Regions from separate parts of the Homo sapiens genome. Here region 2 is linked to region 1. A link is an interaction called in ENCODE POLR2A ChIA-PET data of the cell type or tissue named here. Cell type or tissue: Panc1. All regions are shown on one strand. Each heading gives the region's core, and the rest is flanking DNA. Links, peaks and the distances in the headings are about the cores only.

Region 1 (2,924 bases), core at 99-2,598:
ATGCACCGTGGTACCAAAACCCACTGGTAAAGTCCTCACTTAAGCTACAATGAAATTGAGAGAACAGAAAAACTTGAGATTTGATAGAATTTGAAATTTGATAGTTATGAAAATATTTGAATTTGATAGAATTATGAAAGTTGGAATGTTTAAGCAGGCTCTGTGTGAAGTGGTTATATTATGGGGATCAACATTGTCTCTGACTGGGGAGTATTTCCCCTACCTAGTATTGTAACACAGAAGACATGTAAATCTGCTCTCCAAACAATGCTAATTGAACACACTAAATTAGAACCAATAAGATTGCTCAAGCCCAAGCAATATAGAGTAGAGGCTGAATGCACATATTCTTTGTTTGAAAGCCCTATACAGAGCTTAGACTGAGGCTTATAGCAAAAGCCTGTGAGTGCCTCCCCGTGACAACTATGAGGATTTTGGACTAGAGAATTTCCATTTGAGGGTCAATTATTAGCTTGCTATTGGACATTAATTTAAACTACCTTTATAACTGAAGGACATAAAATAATCTTGAAACCTGAAATACCCATGGTGTCTTGGTGATATCAGAGAAACACTCTAATGGGGATGGCAGTGCCTGGAAAAGTTCCATAGTAAAATGAACAGGATCTTACACAAGATCATACTACCTGGAGAATGCAAGGAGAAGATACCAGCAGGGAGCCCCTTTTCCCTTAGGACTGACTATGGAACTGCGTGAGGAGCTGCCAAACTCTATCATCATTTAGACAATACCCTATAAACAGTGCTCGACTGACTAACAGTTACTTGGTTTGTGGACAGTAGTTCCACGGTGTATGGACAGCATCCTGTTGGAAGGCTGTCACTCCTATCAAAGAAGATAAAAACAGGTGAGCCCAGTGGGCTGAATTGCATGTTGTTTTCCTAGCAATGACGGAAGAATTTAACAATGATGAAAGCCCCTGTGTTTCAGTTTTTACTGACTCATGGGCAGTGGCCAATTGCCTGGCTATATGGTCAGTGGAAGCCTAGCCCATTAAAGGGATACCCACATGGGGCACAGCTTTATGGAAATGACTATGGGAATTCAAGGGGTTCATTAAAGTAGGACATGCTGATGACCATCAGAAGTCCCTTTCAGGTTTGAAAGGTGATTGGATCAATACATATATATATATATCCCTGTGTGCTCTCCTGTGACGGCCACCTGGGTCCATGAAATGAGTGGACATGGGAGTACTACAGCAAGGCAGAGATGGACTAAATCTGGACATACTCTTCTTGCACACTCTGAAAAACAAAATGCCAGTAAGAACTGTCCTGTTTGTCAGCAAAAGAGACAGAGACTGCCGATGGCTATGTGGCAGATTCTTGGGTGGGAAGGGCAGGAACATAGCTGGCAAGTGAGACTGACGCCAGTAGCCTTGGAGGGCTACAAATGGGTCTTGACAGGAATAGCCACTGACCCTAGAGTGCGTTTTGCTTATGAAGTGTCAGATGCAAATGCTCAAAATGCTATAAAAAAAAAAAGATAGTGCAGCAATTTGGGTAGCCAGCCATCATTTATTCAGACCAAGGAACACACAGTATAGCCTGTAATGTCCAACAATGAGCAGATAGATATCCTCTTCAGAGTAACAGTTTAATGGAGAAGTGAAACAAGTAACTGAAACATTGGTTGTCTAAAATGGGAGCAGTGAAGGTGTGAAGGGCTGGCTTACTGCCTTCATGAGTGCGTTTCTTATTATGCCATAGTCTAACCCATGGTCTCTGGCCATAAACTCTTGGCACAAAGTTGCTAAAACTCTTCTAATTTCCTGAGTGATAATGGTGCTAGGAGCACCTTTTATTCTAATACTTGGTTTCTGACCCTGGTTCTTTACACAGAGCTCCTAAATCCCTTGGAAATTCCTGGGTAAGAGGACCACGTTTTGCTCTAATGAGGCAACTCTTGGTGGCCTCCTGGATAAGGGTTGGTCACTAGAAAAACCAAACTATGATGAGAAGCTTGGAGCTTTCAACAAAGCTTCCTCTGGGGAGAGAAGAGGGGCTGAAGCTTGAGTTAATAATCAAATATACTAAGTAATGAAGCCCCCATAAAAATCTCTAAAATGCAGGGTTCAGAGAGCTTCTGGGTTGGTGAACAAAAATGCATCAAGGGGCTAGGAGGGTGGTGTGCCTGAAGAAGTCACAGAGGCTCTGTGCCCCTTCCCATATACCTTGCTCTATGTACTTCCTCATTTGGTTGTTCAACTGTATCCTTTGCAACTGTATCTTTTGCAATAGCCTTTACGATAAATCAGTAAAAGTAAAAATGTTTTCCCGTGTCTTATGAGACATTATATAAATTATTGAAGCTAAAGAAGGGATTACAGGAAACCCCAATTTATAGCTGAACTTACAACTGGCATCTGAAGTGGGGGGCAGTCTTGTGGGGCTGAGCCCTTAACCTATGGGATATGACGTTAACTCCAAGTAGATAGTGTCAGAGTTGAATTGAATTGTAGAACACACCCTTGGTGCCTACAAAATGTTGGAGAATTTCTTGGTGGGGAAATCCCACACATTGGGTGTCAGAAGTGAAGTGTTGTGTGAGGAGAGAGAAAAAGTTTGTTTTTCCCACTTAGTATAAAATCCAAACTATGGAGATAGAAAAGACCTATTCGCCTTAAAGTGGAAAAAATTCCCATCAATCTACGTTCATCTTTGTGAAAGAAAAATGTTTCTTCCTACCAGGCCCAGGTACACTTTCAGTTTGTGTGCACAAATCTCTGATTTCAACAAACAATCCATCTTTTATCCAAGTCATAAACAATATTGAGGGTATATGTGTGTAAGTGTGTATGCCTGCACATGCATGTGTGTGTTCAAATGACATCTTGTTTTGCACTTCGGTGATTCAGAAGCAAGATTTAAGACTCTGAAAGTCTGTCATCCAGCAAGCA
Region 2 (2,924 bases), core at 253-2,752, 290 kb before region 1:
GAAACTCTAGGTATTTCTTTCTGGCTGCTAATAACAAGGAGTTTGTCACTCCTTTTTTCTGCTTGGATTCATCATCTCAGCAAGCAGGTACTGAAACCACATGTTCCAGCTCTGGTCTGAGGTTGTAACTTGTGGCGAGCTTCAGCCCAGAAGAAAGGGCTTACTCCAGCGGGATACTTAGGCTTATCACATTTGGGCCAAATTTTAACCTGCATTGCCAAGAAGCTTCATCCAGTTAATGGTGGCTGGATGGGTAATGAGCCCTGTGATCTCTGGCTTGGTGCCTAACAATGTCATTGTTAAACCGGCTTCCTCAGCTCATTTAACTTCCCACAGGCCTAGGGAAGGGCACAGTCTTTGTATCTATCTTTAGTTGGTACAACAGCCTCACTCTCAACTCACATGGTTCTAGCCAAGCCATAGCCTAGTGCCTTGGTGATAAGCACTAGAGCTGTCAGGCTGCACCGTCTGGAGATGAGCAATCTTTCATCCAGCCTGAGCTAGGTACCACTACTTTGTCGCCCTGTGCTTTTTGAGCAACTTAAGCTAGGCTCTGCTGCTCAGAGGTGAGAGTGTCTCTCTCTGTTCTGGATAGATCCCTAGGGGGTCATTGTTCTGCTCCCAATAAGGGATACTGCTTCCTTCCTCACTCTAGCAGGACACCCACATGCCCTCCATCTCACATGATAGACATTAGTGCCTCTGCTTCATTCCCTTTTCTCTTATTTCTGGGATACCTTTTCCCTGTCCTCTCACTCAGAGGATAATTCCACTTTCAGCTGCAGGTCCATTGCCTAGTGAGGCCATGGCATATTGTATTTTCATTCTGAGGCCAGACCCAACATTGCATCACTTTCTTTCACACAGCTCCAGCCCCACAGTGCATTAACAAGGAATGGTCTTTAACGATGGGCTTAGTGGGGATGCTGGGGATGCTGTAAAGAGCATTTGCATTGTGCACCACAAGACAAGGTTTCTTAAACATTCCTCTCAGACATTAATTTTGGTTCCAAATTTATTTCTGGATGGCAGCTGTCTCATTCTAATTTTTTCTTCCTCTATGGCCTCTAATCTATTCTGCTTATAAGCAAACATCTGCTTGCAGACACACAGAGCAAAGCAGAATCCAGCCCAGCTAGCCCATAGCACTGTTTAGGAATGCATCTTGGAGGTCTCATGCTCAACTCTATCAATTTTTCAAGGTATTTATCCCCCACAAACAGTTCTCTGTTTAGGGGTAAATGAATAATTTGCTACTAAGAAAATATGATGAAAAAAAAATCCCAGATTTAGCCTGGTATTTAACTTGCTGCTTTCTGTCCTCATGAGACTCTCCATGCTGTGAGCTTATAGCTTTTAAGGCCAATGACTCATTCAAGCAATATTTGTTGAAAGCCTGTGTGTCACTGTGTGTCAAGCTCTTGATTAGGTGTGGAACATGTAGGGGTGTTAAGTAAAGTTTTTATCTTTATGAAACTGACCTTCTAGTGGGGGAGATAAACAAAAAACATGTAACAAGTAAATGAGTGAGGTAATTAGGGATGATGGTAAGCCCCACTTAGAAATCAATATTGGAATACTTAACTGAGTACCAGTTACTGTGTGCCAGGCCCTGTGCTAAGTGCTTTGCCCATTTCTATGATCTGAATGTTTGTGCTCCCCTCAAAGTTCATATGTTAAAGCCTAACTGCCGATGTGATAATATTATGAGATGGGGCCTTTGGGAGATGATTAGGTCGTGTGGGGGCAGGGGAGCCATCATCCACAGGATAAACGCCATTTTAGAAGAGGCCCCAGAGAGCTGCCTCATCCTTTCCACCATAAAAGGACACAAGTAGAAGGTGCTATCTATGAGGAAATGACTTCCCAGCCTCCAAAACAGTGAGAAATAAGTTTCTGTTGTTTATAAGCCACCCAGTTTATGGTATTTTGTCATAGCAGCCCAAACTTAATAAGAGACTCTTGTTAATTCACTTAATCTTTATGAGATTAAGGTACGTCTCTATCAACCCACTTTTGTAGCAACCTTCTGAGGCAGGTGAAACAGATATTTTTATCTGCATTCTAAAATCTCATCAGAGAACTACTCAGCCAAAGCCACAGAGCTAGTAAATAGTGGGATCAGGATCTGGGTCTTTGTGGTTCTAAATCACACACCCTTAGTCACAACAATACTGTTTCATGTGTTGATGGGTTGATTAGAGAGCACTTTGACGGGAGAATACTGACCTCTGAGGTTAGGGAGGGCTCTTGTAACATTACCTATCTATATGCTGTAATAGATTGCACATGCTCCCTGGTACTACAATTGTTAGTGTGTGTATCCATTTTTTTCCTTATGGCTGTAAGCTCATTGAGGAGCAAGAATTGTGGCTTGTGCATTTTGTGTGTGTCCCCTCTATTTGTAGCTTGGTGCCTAGACAATGAACATTGAATTGGACTAAAAAGCTGTAGTAGCACTATCCAACAGGAATATCAAGCAAGCCATACATCTAATTTTAAAATTTCTAGTAGCCACAAGACAAAAAAGAAGAAACAATGAAAATTAATTTTAATAATATACTGTAATTTCAACATTCATCAATATGAAAATTATTGAGATATTTTATATTATTCTTTTCATACTAAGTTTTTGAAATCTGGTATGTAATCTACACTTACTCCACATCTCAGTTAGGACTAGCCACATTTCAGTTGCTCATTAGCCACATACGTGGTTAGAGACTATAGCACTGAACAGCACAGAACAATATTCCTGAGATGAATGAGGTGTGGATGCACGCCAGGTAGACCAGACTAGGTGTTAGATATTCAAATTCCAAAACCACTTTGGATCAAGCCCTTGAGACGTCTCATAGGAGCAAAGGGTTTTTTTCTATCACTGGCCTTAAAAGTGGGTACCCTTCTGAAGGTAGGAGTCAATG

Evidence for each region. Peaks named below come from ENCODE experiments on the same cell type or tissue, not always from the same donor. Only the 100,000 strongest peaks of a DNase experiment are listed, where the experiment ranks them.
Region 2: POLR2A ChIA-PET joins it to region 1 with 5 read pairs; 2 of 35 experiments call an interaction of 5 or more read pairs at or near these places.

Annotation. Positions count from the first base shown.
Region 1 is chr1:163,189,846-163,192,769 of GRCh38, forward strand. The region is part of intron 1 of RGS5 (regulator of G protein signaling 5); the gene reads right to left. All of the region lies in intron 2 of RGS5-AS1 (RGS5 antisense RNA 1), which reads left to right. Among named protein-coding and RNA genes, the nearest start is that of RGS5, 12 kb to the right of the region's middle. In Panc1, for the core only: no CTCF peak of the experiment used is centred there; no DNase peak of the experiment used is centred there.
Region 2 is chr1:162,904,498-162,907,421 of GRCh38, forward strand. No RefSeq gene overlaps it. Among named protein-coding and RNA genes, the nearest start is that of CCDC190, 45 kb to the left of the region's middle. In Panc1, for the core only: no CTCF peak of the experiment used is centred there; a DNase peak (open chromatin) is centred at 1,404.